Regions from separate parts of the Mus musculus genome. Here all the other regions are linked to region 2. A link is a loop called in an ENCODE intact Hi-C map of the cell type or tissue named here. Cell type or tissue: left cerebral cortex. All regions are shown on one strand.

What was found. A loop is a pair of places that touch in the nucleus more often than their neighbours do. Peaks named below come from ENCODE experiments on the same cell type or tissue, not always from the same donor. Only the 100,000 strongest peaks of a DNase experiment are listed, where the experiment ranks them.
Region 1: it touches region 2 in a loop (3-fold over the local background); 18 of 42 quality-filtered maps call a loop at or near these places.
Region 3: it touches region 2 in a loop (2.2-fold over the local background); 7 of 42 quality-filtered maps call a loop at or near these places.

The regions. Positions count from the first base shown.
Region 1 is chr9:43,798,446-43,806,445 of GRCm38, forward strand. It overlaps Nectin1 (nectin cell adhesion molecule 1), which reads left to right. Exons shown (of 6, transcript NM_021424.3): 6 at 5,027-8,000. The coding sequence ends at 5,571. Among named protein-coding and RNA genes, the nearest start is that of Gm46108, 11 kb to the left of the region's middle. In left cerebral cortex, a CTCF peak has its summit at 3,740 (motif pointing left); a DNase peak (open chromatin) is centred at 3,741.
Region 2 is chr9:43,739,308-43,747,307 of GRCm38, forward strand. Nectin1 (nectin cell adhesion molecule 1) reads left to right here and starts at 4,647. Exons shown (of 6, transcript NM_021424.3): 1 at 4,647-5,415. The coding sequence starts at 5,337. Gm46108 (a long non-coding RNA gene) reads right to left here. Exons shown (of 4, transcript XR_003948147.1): 3 at 6,009-8,000; 4 at 1-351. In left cerebral cortex, CTCF peaks have their summits at 4,381 (motif pointing right) and 5,972; DNase peaks (open chromatin) are centred at 3,869, 4,557, 5,323, 6,005 and 2 more places; H3K4me3 peaks cover 4,156 bases; H3K27ac peaks cover 2,866 bases.
Region 3 is chr9:43,843,048-43,851,047 of GRCm38, forward strand. No RefSeq gene overlaps it. Among named protein-coding and RNA genes, the nearest start is that of Gm3898, 17 kb to the left of the region's middle. In left cerebral cortex, a CTCF peak has its summit at 3,222 (motif pointing left); DNase peaks (open chromatin) are centred at 3,220, 5,005 and 7,341.

The DNA of each region.
Region 1 (8,000 bases), 59 kb after region 2:
GCACTTGGGATAAATCAGTGAGCAAAGCAGATCCAACTCCGTCCTTGGAAAGCTTATGGGGTCCTGAAGGGGAATAGGCAAAGGAACGGTGGGAAGGAGGCTGCCGTGCTGCCGACATTGCAATTATAAGTACGGTGGATGAGGAAAGTGGCCCTGGGGAGGTGGTGTTCAACCCAAGCCCTGAAGGGGATGATAGCATGAAGCTCCCGTCCATGACAATGATCCCTCAGCTTGCAGAAAAGCAGGACAAGATGGTGTAAGTGCTTGGCAGGGCGCCGGTCATGGAGAGCATTCTAGGCTCTGTAGCTTTGGCTTTCTCTGAGAGTAAAACAGAGTCAATGAGGGGCTGTGGGCAGGGTAGCGATGGGATGTGACTTACACGTTAATGGGATTTTACTGGCTGCTGTATCAAATACAGTCTATAGAAGCAAAGGGGAGAGAGCAGTTGGGTGTCGATAACCATAAATAATCCAGTTGAGAGATGGCGGTGTCTTGAATGAGGGTGGTGGGGATAGAATGGTGAAAAGCACCTAGATTCTAGATTTATTTCGAAATATAATTTACAGAGTAGTTTGGGACACCAACCATTCTCATCAGACAGATGATACAGCAAACCCTGTCATCCTGTGATTAGTGGGGTCAGAAAATCCAATCTAGCCGAGTTAAATGTAAGAGCGCGGTATTTTTCAATGGTTCTTCGCTGGGAGAGCAGGGAGGTAACCGCGGTGGAACTTACATGTGCATAGCGGCCGCGCTTCAGTGAGTCAGCGCCAAAGGACAGGCGGCCACTTCTCCCAGCTCTTCCCTTATTCCGACTGGAAGGAGAACCAGAACCCACTGTGATTAATCGTAACCTGCGCTTATTAGCAATGAGTTTGTAATTAATAGACTTGGATCTGACATCGTGTAAAATACAGCGAAGGATGCAAAGCCGTCGGTCCATAGGAAGTCTACAGAGGAAGAGTTAAACATGAACTACAGAACTGAAGCATGGTGGAGGCATTGCAGCAGGGCGTGTGGTGTGAACGAAGGCTTGTTTGTGCTTAGGGACTCACTCGAGGCTGGTTCTGTATTCCCAGCTATTTGGGAAGCTGAGGCCAAAGGATCACAGGTTCAAGGACAGCCTGAGAAACTTACCAAGACCCTATCTCAAAATATGAAGTAAAAAGTGGTTAAGAATATAGCCTGGTGGTAGAGTACTAGCTGGTGCCAGGCACTTTGTTAAATCCTTAGTATTGCATACACACCGCAAACTGGAACTCAGATAGCAAACATAATGTATTAATCAGCTTTCTGGTACCTGTCATAAAATACATGAGATAATCAATTTAAAAAGTGGAAAGGTTTGCATACCTTTAATCCCAGCACTTGGGAGGCAGAGACAGGCAGAGCTCTATGGGTTCAAGGCTAGCCTGGTCTACATAGTGAGTTTCAGGACAGCCAGGGTTATGTCATGAGATACTTGTCAGGTCAGGGGGTGCAGGGAGGTAGGTGGGGAGGGGAGGGGAGTACACTCTAGCTCACAGTTTCAAAAGTTGCAGTCTATGACTGATTGACCTGTTACATTAGGGCCTATGACGAGACAGTGTATCATAGAAAGAATGTGACTGTAGAATGACTCATTCACTCTGTGGAAGGCAGCAAGCAGACAAGAGACAGGGTCCCCATAGCCCTTTCACAGGTACACCCCCCAGTGACTGGACTTTCTACAGCTCTAAAGGTTCTACCACCTTCCAGTAGTGCCATGAACTAGCAACCAAGCCTTTTGCACTGGGGCCTTTGGTAAGGACAGTTATCCAAATCACAGCAGTCAGCAATGAAGGTGCATGAGAGGAGCTTGGCAGGCCAGGTTCTAAGACCCAGCAGGCAATGGGGACTCACTGCTGGTCTTTGAGACAGAGTGGTCATGTCTTTCCAATGGGAATTAATCTGCTGACTGGGTGGGGCAACCAAGAGTAGAGACTCAGTAAAGGTGAGAGGCCCACAAATGTTCTACCACAACAAAACCCAGAGAGGAACTCAGAGTGAACAAATGGTGGTGGTCGTGGGAGCCCAGGGGAAGCCCGGTAAATAGAGAGAATGAGAAAGGACAGCTAGCCATGTTAGAACAGGTGGGAATTTTGAGTTGGCAGTCCCAGAGGTTTCTTGACTCTATAATCTAACTGTTAGTTCTCCGGGATGGTCCTGTCTTCTGGAAGCTGGGAAACCCTCCATCCTGTGTGTGTATGTCATACTCCAGGGTATGGGGGAAGGTGAAGGGCTCCAGTGTGTCATCTAAGCCAATGTTTCTCAAAGTGTTTGTCCAGCTGTTTTTGCTGACCTCTGAGTAACGGCTCAAGGTTCCAGGAAGTACAGTTTGGAAAACTATCCCAGACACCTTCAGAGATAACAGTTCTGTGGCTGAGTGGGAGCTGTGTACTTGAGGTGGCTTGAGAAGCCAGGAGGATCTCAGTTGAGTCACAGAATGGAGCTGAGTTCTGTCCTGAGCAGAGACAGCAAGGCCCGTAGGTCCAAAGATAAAGCCTCCGCAGGGACAGCGGAGAAAGCTCACAGTGCAGGTGGTTACAGAGCATTGAAAGGAAAAGCCAAGGACTCAGGGCTCCTCACCTCTGCAGGCGAGGGGAGCATAGCAGTTCAGATGCAGCAGGCTGGTCCTTCCATCTAGATGCCTCGATTATTGTCTTAGCCTCTCTGAGCCCACACCATCATCCTTCAAGGCTGGACAAAGTCTAGCCTCCAAGAAACCTTTGTGAATTGCGTGCCTCAATGTTCTTATTCTCTTATTCCCTGAGCACTTCACTGTCAGCTCCTTCCATGTCTGCTTGCTGCAGTGATCCCAGGCATTCCTTTGGCTCTATAGCAATGCTATGACTAGAGAGAAAAAATAGTCGGTGGATATTTGCTAACTGAATAAGGAAGTAGACAGGTGAAGATTGGCCAGGAGTGTGGCTCAGAACCTCAACGCTCAGGAGGCTGAGCTAGGAAGGTCATAAGTTCAAAGCCAACATGGGTTAATGAGACCTTGTTTCAAACCAACCAAGCAAAGAAAGACACGGAGGCAGATGGAGAGGAGGACTTTATCTGAGGCCTGGAGCTGGGGAGGCAGGCTGAGAACACAGATTTCCTTTCTAAGGACAGTGGGACCCAGTAAACCATGATGAGCTCCCAGAGAGGGTTGCAAGAGAAGCAGTCAAAACAGCTCTCAGTAAACACTTAAACTCTCTCAGTAAACTCTGTGACCTGCACTGAGGACACAGTGGTGACTAGTGGGGACCCAAATCCTCTGGGCTTGTGCTTCTCTCAGACAGCTCCAGGCTCAGGAGCTTCTGGGCGGCCACAGCTCAGCCATGTGACCTCAGGCAAGTGTCCCGGACCCTGTCCCCTTTTGAGGCTCCTGTGTTTTCACTAGCCCTCCCAGCCTGAGCAACATGAAAACCTCTTCCCCCATCCAGGACCTCCGCCCTGCTCCTGCCTGCTTGCCAGTAGCACCCCACACACTCACATGGGGCCCATGGGAGGCGTGTGATTCCAATGGAGTGAGTGATGCTGAATCAGGGAGTGAGCTGGCTGCAGCAGGCTCCCAGGAGCAGACACATGGGCCCAGACAGTTCCTTGACCCTGGCCCTCCTGGGCCAGACCGGGAAGAGGCCTGGACAGCAGCCTTCCTTCCATGCTTGCCCTGGGTCTACACCCCAGCGCCTTCCTGAGGCCAGTCATGGTCTCCGGTGCCACCCTGTGGTGGTGCTGGGAACCGTCTCCCTGTGTCCTGCCCTAGGACCTCTTGGCCTCTGGCCTGGGCTGGCCTGGACTGACTTCATATTCACTCATCCACCTCCCAGGCCTCAGAGGGGGTGGAAAAAAGAGACAACAGGGTAGAAAAGAAGGCCACCATCCACCTCCCCCTTCCATCTTCTTCTGGTCTTTTTGTCTTTTCCTGCCTTTATTGCCTTTTAATTTCCACTCTGCATTATTGACTTTTCATTTTTCCTTTATATTTTTTTCTTTTTTTTTTTTTTAGACAGTCTTGATCTATAGCCCAGACTTCCCTTGAACTTATTGCAACCCCCCTATCTTAGTCTCTCACATCCTGAAGTTACAAGTATGAGCCATTATGCCTGGCTCAGACCGTCCACACTATCTGCATATCCTTCCGCATACATTTGTGCCTGGCAAAACCTGTGGGACATGGAACATGCTCTCACATATGTATGCTCCTGATGTGTGATACACATGTAGTCCTCTGTATCCCCTTTCTGCCTGTCCCTGCTCTGTGCCTACCATCTGTCACTTTGGGTGTTTCAACCCTGTAGCCCAAGCTAGCAATCCCAACAGGTCTCTACCTTGCCCTGCAGGGCCATACCACAACCAAAAAGTCACAGCGCTTGTTTGTAGCACACTGATAGGCAGTTGGCACTCACAGGACGTCGGCTGAGCCAAAACTTGGGAATCTACTTTCTATCTGTCCTGAAGACAAAAGGAATTAGTCTGGATTACCTACTAGGTTCCTGGTGTTGGGTCAGTCACTTCTACATGTCAGGCAAAGGGACACTGGTGGCACTTGCATAGGGTTGATATGAAAAAAAAAAAAAAAAAGGCAGGATGATTTCTAATTGGGCCTTTGGGTAAGTTAACCTCGCTAGCCATCTCCTGCATTGAATAGAAATGAACAGCAGACCTCCTTGGAGGGTAGTGACCGTGAGGGACACACAGTTGGGTGCATGTAGATGTGCCTCTGCACCAAGGTGGGATAGGACAGAACTAATGCCACCTCCAGGGATGGTCAGGATGGAAGGCTGGGCGCTCTGGGTACATCAGCTGCCTCTGCTCCTCTCGCCTGCCTGGCTCCCAGTGCTGCAGCTGACCTCAGGAAGGTGGGGTGCTAAGGGGCCTCTGGAATCAGAACTGCTCAAACTCGGGGTGTGGACATCCTGTCCTGGGCTTTTCCCTCCCCTGCCTCCCTACACCCCCGCTGACTTCTGAAGAGCAGACACTGACACAACCCCCTCCATCTCTTTTCCTCACCCAGAATTCCCCTACACCCCGACTCCTGAACACGGGCGGCGCGCCGGGCAGATGCCCACAGCCATCATTGGGGGCGTGGCAGGGAGTGTCCTGCTGGTGCTGATTGTGGTCGGAGGGATCATAGTGGCCCTGCGCAGGCGCCGGCACACCTTCAAGGGTGACTACAGCACCAAGAAGCACGTGTACGGCAACGGCTACAGCAAGGCAGGCATCCCGCAGCATCACCCGCCCATGGCACAGAACCTGCAGTACCCGGATGACTCGGATGATGAAAAGAAGGCCGGCCCATTGGGCGGGAGCAGCTATGAGGAGGAAGAGGAGGAGGAGGGCGGTGGAGGAGGCGAACGTAAGGTGGGCGGCCCCCACCCCAAATATGACGAGGACGCCAAACGGCCCTACTTCACTGTGGATGAGGCTGAGGCCCGTCAGGACGGCTATGGGGACCGGACTCTGGGCTACCAGTATGACCCTGAACAGCTGGACTTGGCTGAGAACATGGTTTCTCAGAACGACGGGTCTTTCATTTCCAAGAAAGAGTGGTATGTGTAGCCCCGCCTTCTGGAGCCTCTGTCTGTGCCCACTTCTCCCAGGCCCCTACCCGCACGCCCCCCTGCCCACCCCCACAGCCCACTGCCCTAAACCAGCCCCAAACTCCTGAGGAGCCAGAGGAGCTCAGGGCAGACCCCACTTGGCTTCGTTTTTTTGTTTTTTGTTTGTTTTTTGTTTTTTTTTTTTTAATTTCCTCCCTCACCCACCCTTCCCCCTGGTGTTGTGTTCGACCGTGGCTTTGGTGTTGCTGTACCTTTCCTTTAAGGACCCCTTCCACTGCCCTGTGTGTAGGGAGCCCTGTTCTTGTCTTGTGTACTTGGGCATCCCTCCAGGGTTTGGGGAGCCAGTCCTCTCCCACCCCCCCACCCCCATCCCCCAACACTGGAATTTGTTTGTGTTCTCTCCGTTGGGAATGGAGGGCAAAGGGAGCTTCGAGATGGAGAGCACCCTCACCCCCACCCGATATGCTGCTCCTCTTCTCAGAAAGATGTAACCCAAGCCCCCACTAAGCTGATGCAGTCAGTGCACCTAAGAGGTTTTAGAGGAGTTCTCCGTGGTACCCAGGGGAGTCTTGTGTGGGGAATAATGGAGCTGAGGGTTCTGCTGGGGTCCTGGGCAGTGTGTTTTCCTGGTGAGGGTGGTTTTATGTTTTCTTTTTTTTTTTCTTTCTGGCCCCCCAAATGGAGTTGGCGTAGCTCTCATATACCCCTCTCTGTTAACGCCCAGTCCGTTCTGTACACAGTGGGTGACCCCAGGTGGATTCTACCCACAGTTCCTATATGCCTCTGCCAACATATGCACACATATCCATGCACACATCCCTGGGCCTATGCCAACCTCTCACGCCCTGCCCAGGCTGAACACTGCCCGAGGCCCAACCCTCTGCTCCACCTCTTACCCGTTCCCAGCTCAGGAAGGGATCAGCCCACAGAAGCATTCAGAGTCAGCTAGGATGAACCTCCCGCACCCACCCACCCACCCCCAAAGCCACTCTACAATTTCAGTGTAGCTCCAACCTTTCCTGACAATGTACATGTTTCTCGGATTTCTCCTTATCTGTCAAGTGCTAGCAACACTTGACTCTTCTGGAAAGTCAGGGCTGGGATCCCAGGAAGGAATGCGAGGCACAGAATTATTGAGACGGAGAAGGCTGCTTTGTGGAAACTGCAAACACAATTGAAGGGGGACTGCTAGCGTCTCATATGGGAAGGCTGGCCTAGATGTGTCTCGGGTCTCAAAGAAAGTGCAGGGGCACCGGGGACCTGCTGCGTATCCACAGACTGACCCCTGCTCACTCTCTCCTGGTGCCAGACTGGCAAGATGGCCGTGTAGAAGGGCCTTTGCATGCAGTCTCCCTCTTTGAATGGGATTCTGGCTTTGTCAGCCGTTCGGGGCTGGGCCTTCCCTTGAGTGCATGGAAAAAGGTCTCCCCACCCCACCTCACCCCAGCCCTCTGTCCCCAAGCTCAAAGTGCCTCGGTTTCTCCATCTGTGCCCCCAGATTACCCTCATTCTAAATGGGCATTCCCAGGGCCTGCCTGTCAGGATCTCAGCCAACTCAGCCCTAAGTGACACTCGCTGAGGGATCACAAACATTGGGGAGAGGGAGGCAGACCATTCTGTGCCCTACGGGCACTGACCCACCCTGCCATAGGCTTCCTAAGGGAGCCCCAGCCCACACCCCACTCCTCCCTGGTGCTGCTATTGAGTTCCCAGTCCAAGCGCCATCTCTGGCACCCCTTACTCAGCCCACCAGCTGGGGCTCTTCTGCCAGGCCCTCACTGCCCTAGTCCCAGCCCAGGCCGCCCAGTAGCCACGTAGCAGAAGTCTGAAGCCATGCCAGCCCTGGGGCGGCTCTCCGTCTTGGCATTGGGGACACTGGATGGGGTGAAGTTTGGGGAAGAAAATTCTGGGGCCTTTCTAGCCACAGGGAGAAGGAAGATGGAGGAGCTGGGCTGCTTCTCCCAGAAGTATTAGTGTCCTTTCCATGTCACAGCTCATCCTGTTCCTCATACCACTCTGCCCCTCTCCTTGGTCCCCCTCCCCCACCCCCAAGGCAGGAGGCAGAACCCTGACTGCCCCAGAGTGGTATTTCTGTCCCTATGGGGCCATAAGACTGAAAGACTCACCCTCCCGAGTCTCTCGCACCTTTCACGGTCATCCCCTATCCCCTGTCTTGTGATGGATCGAGGAGGCCCTGGGCCTGGACAAAGCACCTAAGCTCCCTGTACAAACCTGCACGCCTTTCCCCGAAGCAAAGCACAATTTATAGGGTCCATGCAGCAGGATCTAGGATCCCCAGCCGTGGCACTGAGCGCTTCCAGGCGGCCGCCACCTGGGCTAAGAAAGGACAGGAGTCAGGGGTCGGTAGCTGGACCCAAGGAGAAGGGGCTTTTCTTGCCCTGTGTTTGCGGGACAGTGGACACAGCC
Region 2 (8,000 bases):
AAGTAATCATCAGTAAGGCTGCAGGGATGGAAAGGGGGCTGTGGGGAAGGCAGAGGAGACGTAAGTAAACTGAGGCCAAAGAGAAGGTGGCTGACCAAAAGGACCGTGAGAGAGTTGCACAGGAAATAAATTCTATGACCAGCAGCCCAGGACCCTATAGTATCTCAGACTCAAAGCTCTAGGGCAGAGGGCCGTAAGGCTCCAGAAGCAGGCTAGATCCAACAGGCATGGCAGAGGCCGTGACAATGGCCTCAGTCTGGCAGGCCAGGGAAGGGTTCTCATGCATACAGCCTGTCATTGGTATTAGAAGGCCACTTGCATTAAATGCCACGTGGTGTCCCGATTTGGATCCTAGAGGAGAAAATAAACACAAGTGAGAAACTTGAGAGAATCCACATAAATTCTGCCGTTCATGTACTAGTGATATAGGAATGCTGACTTCTTAGTTTTGCTACAGGTATCACACATGAGCCATTAACTTCTGGGAACGTAAGTGGAGGGCAAATGAAAGCCACACGATCGTTTTTTGATTTTTAAGGATTTTTTTTAATTATGCTTATGTGTGTGCACATGTGTTTGTGCACTCAGAAAAGCAGAAAGGTGTATCAGGTCTCTTGGAGCTGGGGTTCCAGGTGCTTGTGAACCACCTGATCTGAACTCTGGGAACGGAACCCAGGTCCTTTGGAAAAGCAGCAAAGACTCTTAACCACGGAGCTATTTCTGCAGCCTTTTTATACCTTTTTTTTTTTTTTTTTTTTTTGTAAATCTAAACCTATCTCAAAATAATCTACACTTGAAATGTACAAAATGGGAATGCAATGTCTGTATCAAGTGTATACCCCTCCAGCAGGGAAGAACAAAACTGTACGTGGGGACACAGATTACAGGATCTATGAAGACCAACATGGGCACAGTTTTCTTTGTACACTAGGCATCGTCCCAAGTGCGTCCCATGTCTAAGCCTCACAATCCTTGGGCTGGCATGTGGTCTACTCCTATTTTACAGGTAAAGGAGCCAAGGACACAGAATTAAAGTTAGGCTGATGGTTTATTGCAGCCCTGAAGGATGAATTAGATTGGAACCAAAGGCAAGGGAAAGAGAAAATTATGGGCAAATGGGACCAGCATATGCAAGTGTATAGACTGAGCTTGTCTAAAGACCCATAGTGACTGAATGCTATTGCTGGAAGACGATTACTGAAAAGAGCTGGCATTTAAGAATTTGGATCCAGGGCTGAAGAGGTGGTTCAGCATTAAGAGAGCGAATATTGTTTTCCCAGAAGACCTGAGTTCAGTTCCCAGCATCCACTTGTAACATCTCTAAGAGCTCGGATGTCTCCGGACACTTTGGACACTGTACTTCCATGCACATACACACAGTTAAAAATAATAAAATAATAAAAGCACTTGAATCCAGAGCTGGCCATGGTGAGACACAGCTATAAGCCTAGCCCTAGCGAGACGGAGACAAGAGAGTAAAATATCAACTTCATTTACATAGCAAGTTCAAGGCTAGCCAAGGTCACAAGGAGATCCTGTCTCAAAAAACAAAACCACAGTGTGGTGGGCCAGGCCAGTACTCACAGTACTCAGGAAGCAGAGGCTGGTGTATTTCTGTGAGTTTAAGGCCTTCTGGTATACATAGCAAGTTCAAGGACAGTGAGGACTACGTAAAGAGACTTTATCTCAAACACAAAACAAACTAACAAACAAGAATGGAATCTTTTGGATTGGAGAGCAAAAGAAAAAACAAAAAACAAACAAACAAACAGAAAAACCCAACCGCCCGCCTCTTAAGCCAGGTGTAGTGGCCCAGACCTTTATACTGTGAGTTCAAGGACAGCTTGGTCTACATAGTGAGTTCCAGGAGAGTCAGGGCTTCAGGGCTACCTAAAGAAACCCTGTTGAGAAAGAGAGACCCCGTTGAGAGAGGAGAAGAGGGGAGGGGAAGGGAAGAGGTAGGAGGAGGAGGAAGGGAGGAGGATGAGGAGGAAGAAGAGGAGGAAGAAGAGGAGGAGGAAGAGGAGGGAAAGAGAGAGAGTTGAATCAAGGAATTCAAGCATCAAAGTCCCATGTACTTGGTCAATATATTTTCCTCTTTGTCCTCAGTGTGAGGACCACATGGAAATTATGAGTACAGGGTCGAGGTGGACAAAAGCAGAAGTGAGATGATAGTGCCATCATGCAGGAATTGAGATAGTGCTATCACACACAGGGCACAGAAACAGCAGAGCCATCAAGTTCTTTTTGTCGTTTTCTTTTCTTTTCTTGGTTGGTTGGTTGGTTTGGGTTTGGTTTGGTTTGTTGGTTGGTTGTTCTTTTTGAGACAGGGCTTCTCTGTGTAGCCCAGGCTGTCTTGGAACTCACTCTGCAGACCATCTGCCTCCTGAGTGCTGGGACTAAAGGTGTGCGCCACTGCCCAGCAGAGCCATGTGGTTTGCTTTCAAGCTGGAACAAGACAGCTAAGCTAGAAGAAGCAGACATGGCACTGGGGCCCCTAGCTGAAAGACTGGGACCACAGAGAGTTGTCAGTTAGAAAGATTTCCTTTGCTGATAGGAAGGAAAATAAGACCAGGCATCAGGAGACACAGGCTGTGGTTCCCCACCCCCCAACCCCCGCCCCATGGCCTTTCTGTGTAGCTCTGGCTCTCCTGGAACTCACTTTATAGACCCTTGGCTTCGAACTCAGAGATCTTCCTGCCTCTGCCTCAAAGGGCTTTGGATGCCCTTGTACTAACAGATCCAGGAATGAACACTCAGCAAGTGTGGAGAAGGTAAGAGACCACAGCACTGACAGAACTTGGTGTGTCTGGAGTTAGTGCACAAGTGTTCAGCTCCTATGACGTGTTAGCCACAAGCAAAAAACAAATTCCTTTTGGCTTGGGCAAGTTTAAAAGCACTTGCAAGCCAGATGGGAGATTCCTGGCTGCCAGCCTGGCCACCAACCTGCTTAATTTGACAGGGCATCCTCTGGATTAAGACCCTCCCGTGGCTACCTGGCATGAGTCTGATTTCAGGCTTGACCTTACCGCAAGCTCAGGCAGGGTTAGAACCAATTATTTATTAGGCCGTTTCCTAATACCCAGCTGTTGCTCTCTTTCACAGTTTTCCCTGTGCTGACCTCTACTTTAAATCCAGTATCTTGAAGGATGGTCTGTGCCTGACAGACACCTCCAGTCAGCCCCTGTTGCGCCCCTTACCACAGAAGCCTTTCAGGTCCCTCCCAGCCCAGGCTAACGTAGATGTCCTGAATCTGAAAACCCCCACAATGCCGTGCTGCGGTGAGTGATTCTATAGAACTTCTGTTTCTGTGTCTCCCCCCCCCCCCCATCCCCACTAGACCCCGCTCCTGTGGGGCAAGGACCAACTATGAGACCACACAATGCATTCCCAAGTCAGGCGGTAGTGTGGTAGACAGTTTGTCCTGAGTTACACGGGTGAAGCATAAAAGGATACAGAGAGCATTCCTTTTGAGTGGAGTGACTTCTTTAGCAGGCTGAGCCCGTGGGCCCAAGAGTGGGAAACTGTCCCTCTCTTCCATTGTCCTGCCCCTCCCATTCTCCGAAAGGAAAATTTACATTTTATCAGAATTTGGCGCTACCCCAAGCCTCTGTGCCCTTGGGGCTGGGCTAAGGGCAAAGGGCAAAGTGGGTGTGGTCTGCTCAGCCCCGAACGAGGGAGTTCTGTTCTCTTGACTGGGAAACCCTGTCTGTCTGCCTCTCCTAGTCCAAGGATGGGGACAGAAGGTCCAGGCTTCAGGCTGCTAAGGGCCCCTCGGGCTCAGTCACCTTGGCAAGAAGCCACCCGGATGTGGTGGGTGGCGAACAGGATGGGGCGGAGAGTCCTGGCCGTTCTGGGACACCGACTGGATGGGCCACTTTCGCGGGAATCCCGCAAACCACTCAGAAACGAGGTGAAGGCAATGGGAGCCCACTTGGTTTGTCGCTCTTTGGGGAAAGCAGAATGCTTCGATTTCGGGACAAGGACCCCCTGAAGGCAATAAGGATTAAAGAAGACCCACTAGAAACCTGAGTGCCCTGATCTCTCACCCACTAATGTCTTGTCTTGCCTCAACTCTTCACAGCTTTCGCGGTTGGTCCTCCGCAAAGCTGTTTCCGTCTGGTGTCCAGATCTTGGGGAGCAGAAGCTTTGGCAACAGTTCTAGCCTGTGCTCTGCTTCTTTCTGCCACTCTCCATGCCCTCCTCTGGGCCTTTGTTTCCTCATCTGCGAAATGGTCCCAGGGTCGGACCAGAGAGTCAGAAAAGCCCTCGGAGCTCGGACAATGCCAGATCCAGCGTTCACACGGATCCCTACGGCAGCCCCCCTCCTCATCTTAACTCCACCCCTACCGAGCAGCTTCTCCCCCTTGCCGGCCGCTAGGGGTCACTGCCTCCCTTTGTCAGCGACCGAGGAGGGCAGCCCGCCCTCCGGCCCTTTCCACGACCGAACGGCGACCCAAGGGGCATCTTGCTAGCTTGGGGCCCTGAGCCGAACCCCACGGCCACGCTCGCAGCCACAGCTGCTTAGGACTGGGAGGTGCGGCCGCGCGGGCGGAGGCCGGGCCAGGGCTGGGCCGGGCGCGTGGGAGCCAGGAGGGGGTTAATGCTAACCCCTCCCCCCGGGCTGACATCACGGGAGAGCGGGTGAGAGGCTGGATCGGCGAGTGAGAGAAAGAGAGGGAGAGGAGAGAGCGCGGCTCGCCTCGGCACCGGGGCAGCTCCACATTGTTGCGGATCGCCCGCACCGAGCGCAGCGGCCGCGGTGGGGACCCGTGGCGCACCCGGCTCGCTCCCCTCGGTCCTCCGAGACCGTGCAGCCCCGAGCCCCGCGGGCAGCTGGCCGCCCTAGCCGCACACCACCGCCTGGGCCCCGAGCCCTCCGCACCGCCCGGCCACCCTCGGAGAACAGCCGGCCATGGACGCCTGCAAGTTGGAGCCGAGCGGGAGGGTGTGAGCGCGCCCAGGGCCGGGAGCCTGCGCCGCGCTAGCCCGGTAGCCGGGCGCGCCGGGGGTGGGTCCCTCTCCCCAGCCGGGCTTTGCGTGGAAGAAGAGGGCGGGGACCGGGGCGAGGAGAAGAGCGGAGGAGGCGAAGGGGGCATGACTCGTGCAACTTACTGCGGGCATCTGCCGAGGCTCTGAGCCGGCGGCAGCCGGGGACCGGATTGCGGCCGCGCGGATCCCACCCAGCCCACCCCGCCCCGACCGACGGCTGCGGCTGACCTGGATCCTCCGAGCGCCCGCCAACCGCCAGCGATCCGCCCTCGTCTTCCAGACTGGTTTCTGGAGCGCGAGGAGCGCCCTCCTGGCAGCCCCTTTCGCCGGACCCCCACCCCCCGATGGCTCGGATGGGGCTTGCGGGCGCCGCTGGACGCTGGTGGGGACTCGCTCTCGGCTTGACCGCCTTCTTCCTCCCAGGTAAGGCGATTGCCTCTGCCTCCCTCCATAGCCCCCCACCCAACCAGAACCTCCCCGGGACTTGGAGCTGGATGATGGGCAAGGCTACGGGTTGTAGGGAGCGAACGGAGCCAGAAAAGTTGGGTCACGCTTGGATAAGGGGGGGCAGGAGGTGGCACCGTGGAGAAAGGGGTTGAGAAGCCCAACAGCCTGCCCTGCAGGGTAGCAATCGGATGCACGTCTCTATGTAGCAAGAAAGCACTTTCTCCGCTCAGTTCTTCACAAAAATAATAATATGTAATAGGGTTCTATTTATTTAATAACCAGTTCTCAGCTCGAGAAGCAGTTTGGAAACACTGCGTGTTACATAAATGCAAAATAATCACCGTAATCACGGGCTTGGGGTATGAGACAACAGCCCCAGGGGGAGGGCGTCAGTCTCCTAGCTGGTGGGCTGTGGGCTAGGAGAGTGGCGGGGGTTGGGGGCGACTTCATTTCTTTTGGCGGCCTCTTGTCAGATGGTTTCGGGCTCATGGGGGCCCCCTCCTGCCCCACATCGCCCCACAGCGGGCGATCGGAACCTGCTCCTGCGGCACAGGCAGCTTCTTACTCACCTGCGGTTCCTTTTCTGGAGGGTGAGGTCGGGCCGCCTAGGGATCGCAAACTCCGGGCCTTGCGCGGGGCTGGGCTCCGTCTCGGAACTCCACTTCTAAAGCGGAGGGCTCTCCCAGGAGGAAGCTCCACGGGCTTCATGCCAGCCAGGTGGCCGCATGACCCACTTTCCCGGGAGGCCCCGAGGGTGTCCCGCGTGTCTTTCCTCGAGGTGTGAGCTGCCGGCAGAAGAGGGGTTAACTCCGCGCCCGACCCTGGGGTGGCCCATATTGGCCTATTCTGACGGATGGGGTGGGGGCGGGCGGAGGCTAGGACGGCCCAGGCATATTGTGCTGGGGAATGAACTGGAAAATGCGTTTAGGAGGCAAATCCTACCGAGTCCCCTCGCCTGGGTTTAACCCCTTGGGTCCCTGGGGAAGCAACTAGGCTGCCAGCAGGACACTAATTCGGGTCAAAGTGGGGAGAGTATCTCGCTAGCCAACTCCCCCGTCCCCCGTAAAGAAACCTGAGACAAGCTCTTGAGATAAGATGGGGTCTTGGAAGGCTTGTTTCGTGGTCGTCAACTCGGGGTGGCAAAATAGGGGGCTGGAATGCAGACAGAGACTTCTGGATTATTAAGAATATTGGATTCCCGGCCACTGTGATTCTGCAGGCTTGCCAGGCAGTTTGGTAAGGAGAGGTAGGCCTGCCTGTCCAGGTGTAGCTTGGACTCTCTCCTGGATGGCAAGAGCCTGGCCTCCTCTGCTTCCCTTACTGCCTCCTCCTCCTCCTGCTGCCGGCCTTCTCCGTGCTGGGGCGCTGCACCTCTCCAGCAGTGGTGGATGTCAGGAAAGCAGTTTGGGAAAGCCAGTACCTAGGCCAGTGTGGAGTGCTCCCCTCTTGGGTGTCCCAGGAAGGGACATTCCACATCCCTTTCCACTTCACAGGGGCATGCTGAACCCGTGGGGGCATGCTGAACCCGCCGCCACTGTGGTCTGGGTGAGAGTGACAGCCAGTCGGCTACTTTCTTGCTGATAGTGTTAAGTGCGGTGCACACAGAAACTCAGCCTCTGAATTTACATGGTCAGCATAGGCTGAACTTCAGAACGCCTTTTAATTCCCTAACTCTTCCTGGAACCCAGAGTAAGCCACTTGCCAAGAGCCCCTAAGGATTCCTAGCACACTAGGGGTTAACCTAATCCGGGGATGGACAAAGGGCCAGAGGGTTTGCGGAGGGATAAGCTCAGCACATTGTATCTGGTGCTTGGTTCCCCAGTTTTGGGTTGGAGCAGGTTAATTCCATTGGCGGGAGGTGGGGGTTGGGGTGGAAGGGGGGGTTGGGGTGGAGGGGGGGCGGGTTAGAGACCCATTGTACTCCACCCACACAAGAGGTGGAGACAGAGGTGACACTCACCTGGCTCAAAGCAGATACTCCCCACCAAAAACCCAACCGAGAGGCTAGGATGCCCAGAATGGAGTCACAGCCAAGAGATATTTAATAAGTGCTCTGCCGCTGACCATGACCGGTGGACGGGTACAGCTGAGGCAGCCAAAGTTCGCCAAGCTCTTAGATGGAACCTGCTTCCGTGTACCTGCTGCCTCCTCTACTTGCTTTCTGAGGTCCACGGTGGCCAAGAGCAGGTGGATCCTTGGACTGAGGAAGCTAGGAGACCCCCATTGGCAACTGGTCCTCACTGTGTCCGCCCCTCTCCAGTCCTCTGCCTTTCTCTGGGGATTTGCCAGTCTGCTGCTCTCACCTGGGTTCTCAGAGCTGTGACAGGGAGCATTGGGGAAGTGGGGAGGCAGGAGCCCCCAGCGTGTGTGGTGGCTCCTGACTTTATAACACGGCCAACCCGGTTCTCAAAGTACATTTCTGTATGGCAGACGGTGCAGGCAGAATAGGAAGGGCCCGGGAGCTTCGTCTTTGTTTCCTGGGATGACAGATGACTCCTTCCAGGGCGCTCACTTAGAGTAGAGGGTCAGTGCTACCCACAGAGGGCTGGAAGCCTGAAGAG
Region 3 (8,000 bases), 100 kb after region 2:
GTTTCTCTTGCCAAACATTCCCATGTGAAGGGGGAGGTGGCTGTCCCTGGCCCAGAGAGGCCCTTGCCCTGGAGGAGCTGAACTAGGATGCGCTGGGCAAGGGCGGAGCTGCCCAGCTGAGGAGAGCTCAAACAGGATCGAAAGAGGAGGGGGTGGGGTGTACATGAAGGATGAGCTGTGGAGTAGCCTGGGGAGGAGGGATCTGTGCAGCTGGGACTTGGCCCTCTCTGCCTCGGAGCCCCTTCCTGCCACGTTCTCACATGCATGCCTTGAGGTAGCCCCACAGCCCAAACTGGAATGTCAGACAGGAACAGGTGCACGGGCACATCCCCTCCCCTCCCCCCCCCCCCCGCCTTGACTGGGCACAGGCCTGGGCCATAGACCCCTAATAGACGTCTCAGGATGAGACCCTCCCTCCCTTCCTCCCCTCCTTCCTTGGGAACATTTGGTACCTTCCAGGAGGCTCAGGCTGAGCCAGCTTGAGAACCTCTGCCTGGGAGACTTATGACTTGGGGTCTGGGGAAGCAGGGGTACCTCTATGTTGTTCTCTGAGCCCAGAAGATATAGAAAATGAGGGCTCCACAACCTCCATCTTAGTTCCCTCTCTCTTGCCCCTCCCCCCTCCCCCACCCCCCCCCCCCGCCCGCCATTCTGCCTTCTTCTCCCCAGGCCTTGCTCTGACAATGTCCCTGCCTACCTTCAGTAATGTTCCTCCACCCCCCACCCCGCCACTTTCCCACAGCCTCTCTTCTCTCCCAGCTGCTGGACTTCCCTCCTCTTGTTCACACATCTGTTCCATCCTCCTGACCCTCCCCTAGACCCCTCCCTCTATGCCCTCCCCCCTCAGCCCACCCTTTCATCTCCCCCCTCCCCACACACTCTCCCCACTGAAGTCACTGGTCCTAGTGCCAGAACTTCAAAAGGAGATCAAAGCCGGGCTCCCCCCAACCCCCATCAAAGATCTGTCAGAGCAACCCTCCCCATGACTGTAACTCTCCCTGACAGGCCCGGGTCCTCCATGCTCCCACCCTGGGAAGCACCAGGTCAGCCAGATTCTTGCTGCCACAGCCTGGGCTGAGCGTGCCTGAATGATCCCTGGGCTGTGGGTTCAGAAAACGCACTGTAACTGTAACGTTAACACAGCCAGTCCCTAGTAGGCTCTGTGGACTTGGAGAAGGCACTGAACCTCTCTGCACTAGAGTAATGGTACATCTTCAATAGAGCTAGTATTGATCTTGTGGGGCTGTTGGGTGGGTAACAGGAGAGAATGCAGGCATCAAGTGGACTGTGCCTGTCTTACAACAGGTGCCTGATAAGTTACTGTTCTTAACCTCACTATTTAGGTCCTTTCACATGACAGTGTTAGAGATGGAAGTTAGTGTGTAGAGGGATAAGCCTGCTGCTGTCCCAGAAATCCCCCCTTCTGTCCCCCAAGCCATGTGAAGGTTCAACTCATTCTCTGAACCTCCAAGAATGTAGTGGCCATGACAAAGCCCTCCATCACCCCTGCTTGGTCATATCCCCTCAATGCTGGATTAACCAAGTCTTTAGCTTGGCTCCCACATGTGAGACTGGTTCTCACCTTCCCACAAGGCCATCCCATGTCCCCTAGGGGATGATGATGTCTGGATGGGTGAAACGTGGTAGGGCTGAGCGGCCATTTGTGAAACTGTTCTTGACTTGAAACATCAGGGAACTCCAGGGACCACACAGGGACGATATGACTCGGGTAGGTCCCCCAGCCTCAGGAAGCTTGTTGTCTCATTTGCAAAATAACAGGTTCGCTGCCTCAAACCCTCCTTAGGAAGGCGCACAGTATAATTTCACAGAACTGCAAGACCTCAGAAGTCATGCGGTGCAGCCAAATGTGGCCACTCGCTGTTTCCTGTGAGGTGCTGTGGCCCTGTTTTACCAAGCCAGTAACCCGGCTTGGGAAGTGAAGGATCATATGGCAGAATGGAGAGCCACGAAGCTAGCCTATGCCCCTCAGCCTGTCCTAGCTATACCACATGACTGATCTCAGTTTGAAGATGGGATGTGGCTTAGTACCAAGCCACACTGTCCCGCGCTGCCATCTTAAGCTCTGCCTGGGATCCACCTACCTCGAAAAAAGGTAGGTGGATCCTGTGCCCAGCACTGGCCACAGATGGTCCCCTCCATCCTCCCTGGCTCCTACCTCTCCTCCTCTGATACTGCTCCCTGATGCCCTGGGATAGAGGCTCCCCACAACAGGATCTCACCTGTACCTCTTCTTTTCTCAGCTTCCTGACTCTACAAACCCCAATTCCAACCCCAGCACCAGTTGTCCAAGGACTAGACTGGTGCTGCTCACAACCATGAAGGCTGTGAAGGCTGTTGCTCTAGTTAGCGGCTTTCTTGTTAGTAGCCTCCCGCCACAAGAGGTGATGCAAGGCCAGAAACCTGGGCCTTTGTTATGCTAACGCGGGTGTCAATCTCAACAGAGAAGGGGGGCAGGAAGCTGCCATGCCAGCCACACAACATTGCACCCCAAGACCTTCACCACCATCTCCACTACCCCCACCCCGGTGTGGGCTCAGCCCCGCCCTCTGCCACTCCCATCCTACCTCCGTAGTCCACTTTCTCCCACCCCTTTCTTTCATCCCCCAGTCGTGGACAGCAGTAGCTGCTTCAGTAGCTGGATCGTGGACTACATTGAGGGGTCTACCTTGAGAGAGAAAATGACCAGAAAAATCCCTGCCTCCGGACATCTCCAGCTGGCTCCAGACTCCACTGAGCTTCCAAACGTGCTGACTACAGGAGGGCCAGGCACAGGGCCGGTGGGCGGGAGGCAGAGGGGAAGCAGCGCTGCCCCAAAGAGCAGCTCTCTGAGTAGGGTTGTGCTGAAACGTTGAGAGGGCTTCCTTCCCTTCCTGGAGGTTCCCTTTGCTCCCAGGAGCCCTGGGCAGCTTTAAATGAACTAATTTCTTTCCGGACCTGGAGAGTGAAAGGGTCCAGGCTCTCCTTTGGCTTGGAATGGTCTAACTCTTACGATCAGTTCCCAAGGAGGCCAGGAGTTGTACGCCTGGAAGAGGGGACTGGGGGCCCTTCCCAGATTCAGCAAGTATCCAGTCATGGGTCCAAGGCCCTTTCCATTGTTTTTAAAGGGCAACGCAGGGATCTATTATTCCCACTCGGAGATTTATGGGATCTTGGAAACAGTAGCTGGAGGCCAGGTGCGAGGGCGCCCCCTACTGGGAAGGCCAGGAAGGGCAACCCAGCCTCCACACCCAGGAACAAAAAGCAGTCCCTCAAGATGAGCGTCTCAGGGAAGCCACAAAGAGACTTCAGATAAGGCTGAGAGAAATCCGGAGATGTCCTCTCCAGGACTCAGGGTGGTAAGGAGCTGTGTGAAGATCCCTTCAAGGTCTCTAAAATTAATTGCCACCTATATCTTTCCCTGGGGAAGGTGGCTCTTCTATCTGCTCCCCTGCCAAAGGTGCAGAGGCGAGGGCGGACCAAACCATTCGCCTGTGTGACCTTCCTTGAGCCTGCGGAGGGGGAGAGTGAGGACCACTTCTGGGTATCTTGAAAAAGCTCCATGAGCTGAAATGAGCTAAGGAATTGCTAAGTGTGGAAGGCACCTGCTGTCCCTAACCTCTTCTCTCTCTCCTCTTTGCTCCTGTCTCTAGAACTCTAGCATGAAAACCCAGAACCAACCCCCAGAAGACTTCTGCACTGGGATCAGCTACCCACTGTACGTAGGGCCATATCCTCCTGAACATCTACCAGTCTCCCTGGGCTCTGCTCATCCCCTTAGCATCCACAAGACAGTGCTATCAACACACACACACACACACACACACACACACACACACACACACACACCCTTTACCTCCTGCCACTCCACTGTGGGTCAGTCCAGGAAGCAGCTTCTCCTACATTGGAGGATCCCCACTCAGACCTGGGGTCCTCTGAGACTCTTTCTTCCCTCTAGTGCCCCACACAGGGCAAGCTTCAAAGTGGCTATGGGCATGATGCCTGAGGGAACTCATACAGAGGGTGGATAGGGAGAATCCATAAAGATTTACCACCTCCACAACTATATGTAGGCTTTGCATTTTTCACAGGCACTTCTGGATTCCACTTTGGCCTCCCAGGCTTAACATCAGCTATGCTGAACCATCGAGTTATGAAAGAGGCATCAGAGTTGACCCTATGTGACATCTACCTCTATTTTTCAGCACCTCCAACTTGCCTCCAGATCCAAACCCAAAACCTTTCTTCCCGCTCACCGCAGCCCCCATCTTAGGTATCATGGGCAGGTCCCCTGTGGATTCCAACAATTTGGACCACACAGTAACTTGTGCTGACCCTTCAGAGCTTGGAGCTAGCCAAGTCTCTATAGCCATATTTTAGGACCCAGAGTTCCCAGATTATAGACTTTTTCTCCTAAGGGCAATGAATTGTCTAGGCCAGTCCAGTTCCAAGTGGCTGTCCCTTATGGCACTGGTGGCTAGGACTCTGAGAACATATGAGCAATGCCCCACACTTCCTGTCTTTAATTTCTCACACCTGCCCATAGCCTGGAGGGGCTGGCCATCACAGTGACTGAATACTGGACTAGGAGTCCCACCAGCCTCTTCCTCAGGGACCACCAAGGGACCTAAGCCATGCCAGGAGGGGAGAGACAGGCTCAGGCGAACAGCACTAAGTAGAAAGCAGGAATATTTCCCCTTAGGGAAGCATTGTCAGTGAATCTCCTCTCCCGAATTGCTAGTACCTCAAGACCCCAATGAGTAAAGAGTTGCTCAAGCCAAACACACACACACACACACACACAAACACTCACACACACACACACACACACACACACACACACACACACAGAGGCCCGGCTACAACAGTACACACACATACACAGCCCTGGGAACTCCCAGGTTTAGTACAGTTTGTCCTACTACAGCTTCTACCTTCATGCATGTGTCACAGTCACTGTGTCCTTGCCCAGATGGGAGCAGCACAGAGAAACGAGGGCTTCATGACGTAGAGAGGTGACTCAGAACATCTGTTCCTTGGCACTGAGAACTACCCAGTGTGGTGTGGCTGAGCACCAAGCTTTCTCTCTCACCTACGTTTTTCCCAGGCCTTGAGCATCCTCAGCAACCCTCTGCACCGTGCTCTATCCCCACACCTTTCCCCTACACACACACACACACACACACACACACACACACACACACACACACACACATACACACTTATTCATTTTGAAATAGGGTCTCTAAGTTTCCAGACTGGCCTGGGGCTCACTCTGCAGCCCACGTTGCCCCAGCAGTGGCTAGGACTCAGTTCTTCCCTGAAAGAAGATGCTGAGCTGAACAACGTTTGTGAATGAAAGAGGACCTAGGAATATCTCATACAGCGACACTGGCAACCAGGTATAGGTGCAAACGATGACGGACAATTACGGAAACTGAAAACACAATGGAGTAGAGACAAATGTAAAGGCTTTTATTTAAGAGCACAGTAGCGCACACTCAATGTTAGAAGCTCCTGACTTAGTAGCAATTACTGTAAAAACTTTCCTTAATTACATGTTCAAAAAGAGTTTATTAGCTTTATTTCTGTTGATTAAAGACAGGTGAATTACATTACTGTTGTCTTTCTCTCTCTCCCACTCTCTGTGAGTGTGTTTGTGTGTGTGTGTGTGTGTGTGTGAGAGAGAGAGAGAGAGAGAGAGAGAGAGAATTTTGTTTCAGTTTTACACAGTTTTGCTCTCTCAGCCTCTCCCTGACTGCACTGCTTCTATGTTAGCTACCCTCATGGTCACAAGGTAGCTGCCATAGTTCTAGGCATCACACCTGACTCAAGTTTCTAATACAAGAAGCAAGCCCTGCTGCTTTAAAAACATTTGTAGCCAGTCTCAGTTCTGTGGCTAACCTTAGAGGTACCTAGTCTGAAATGCAGCAGCGGCGGTGGTGGCGGCGGCGGCAGCAGCAGCAGCAGCAGCAGCAGAACACAAACTCAGTGTGGCTCACATGTGTATGCATTTCCTGAACAAGGAACTGGAGTCCTGGGTGACTGATCAGATATGGAGCCTGTGTTCCAGGAGCACCCCTCAATTTAACAGTGCCCGGCCTCCTCTATATTACATGGGCAGCACAGACATCTCAAGATTCAGAAGTGAAGACACGAACAAAGATGGAACAGGGGCTTCTGGTTGACTCCAGCCAGCTTCTGCCCAGCTGTGGGCCACCAGGACCCACCAAGAATGGAGCTAGACATGATGGTGCCTGCCTTTAATCCCAGCTTTGGGAGACAGAGGTAACACTGCCAACAGCTGACAGTTAGCCTGAGCAAGTCCCAGGGCTGGAGAGATGGCTCAGTGGTTCCGCGCACTGGAAGCTCTTCCAACTGTCGGTTAACTCCAGTTCTGAAGATTCCTTCTTCTTACCTCTACATGTGGTGCACACATGCATGCCGGGAAAACACCACATATATGAAATAAATAAATATTAAAAAAAAAAGTCTCAGGCCAACCTGGACTTTATAGAGGGACTCTGTCTAAACAATAAAGAGGAGGACGAGATCAGCATCACGGCATGCATATCTGAACTCCCAGCGCTCGAGAGGTGGGCGCAGGAGGTTAAGGAGCTCAGAACCCAATGCCAGCTTGGGCTACATAGTGAGTTCAATACCAACCTGAGCTACATGAGATAGTGTCTCAATTTAAAAAAAAAAAAAAAAAAAGACTAAAAGATGGTTTTTGTTGAGGCCAAGGAAATGTTCCCCATGCTCTCTGGAAGCTCAAACCTTCGCAGAGAAAAGGCTCAAGCCTGCTCCACGAGGTATCACCAGAGGGGAGGATCAAGCAGGGAGACTGAAGAGTGTGTACACCCATCTCAAGAGGCAGGCTGGTAATTTAGAGAGGGAGAAGCGTTTAGAGGAACTGAGTGAATAAAAATAGCTAGTAGCCTGGGCCAAAGCCTATCAAAGCTCTGGACCAAGGTCACCTCTGATCCTGTCCTGTAAGGTCATGCTCTAGAGGACACAGGCTAGGGCAGATACTGGACTTTAGGGATAACCCTTTCCTTGGGAGAAGGAGGAAGTGGGAAAGGTTTGAGGAGACTTGGTTGTAAGATGGCTTTTTTGTTGTTGTTGTTCAAAGTACTCAGTGTGTCTGAGCTCTGCACTTTGGAGTGCTGCTTTCTGAACACAACAGAATTAACACTCACAGCGGAGGCCAGCAGACACCTCCCGGAGCCACTGGTGTGTGTAAGACACAAGAAACCAAAGAGAAGCGTCCATTTGATTTCCCACTCAAAGAGCCGCTGCTAATGTGGAAGGCAGAGCCCAGGACACAACCAAAAAAACAATAATTCTATTTCTGTCACATGCATGTGAAAACCAGCCAGATTTCTTCCGTCAAAATAGAAAAACACTAATCCAAGATTGGTGCGCAGAGAGACAGATGAGTGGAGACAGACAGGAGGCGTTCTGGGGATGCGAGCAGGCAGAGCAAGTTACTGAAAAAAAATGGTATGCCTGCAAGTATCACGAGCCTGGAAGCACAGCACTTGGGGATGAAGCAAGAGGAGCACACGAGTTCAAAGACAGCCCCATCTACACAGCAAGTTCAAAGACAACAGCCACATCTACACAGTAAGTTCCAGGCCAGTCAGAGCTACATAGCAAGAACCTATGTCAAAACAAAACCAAACGCCCAGTCCAGCAAACATACAAAAAAAAAAAAAAAAAAAAAAAAAAAAAAAAAAAAAAAAAAAGAATAGTAATGACTAGGCATGGTGTTACATACCTGTAATCCAGAGCTAAGGAGGCAGAGGCAGGAAGATTATGAATTAAAGGACAGCTCTGGCTACTGAGCAAGAAAGATTTTCTCTCTCAAACGTGTATGAATGCCTTTTTGTTTTGTTTTGGGTGGGTGTCCACTTGCTTAGATAACATCTTACTACATAGACCAGGCTAGCCTCCGGTGTTTTGAATTTTTTAAGGCAAGCTCTCATTAGGTATGGAGGCAC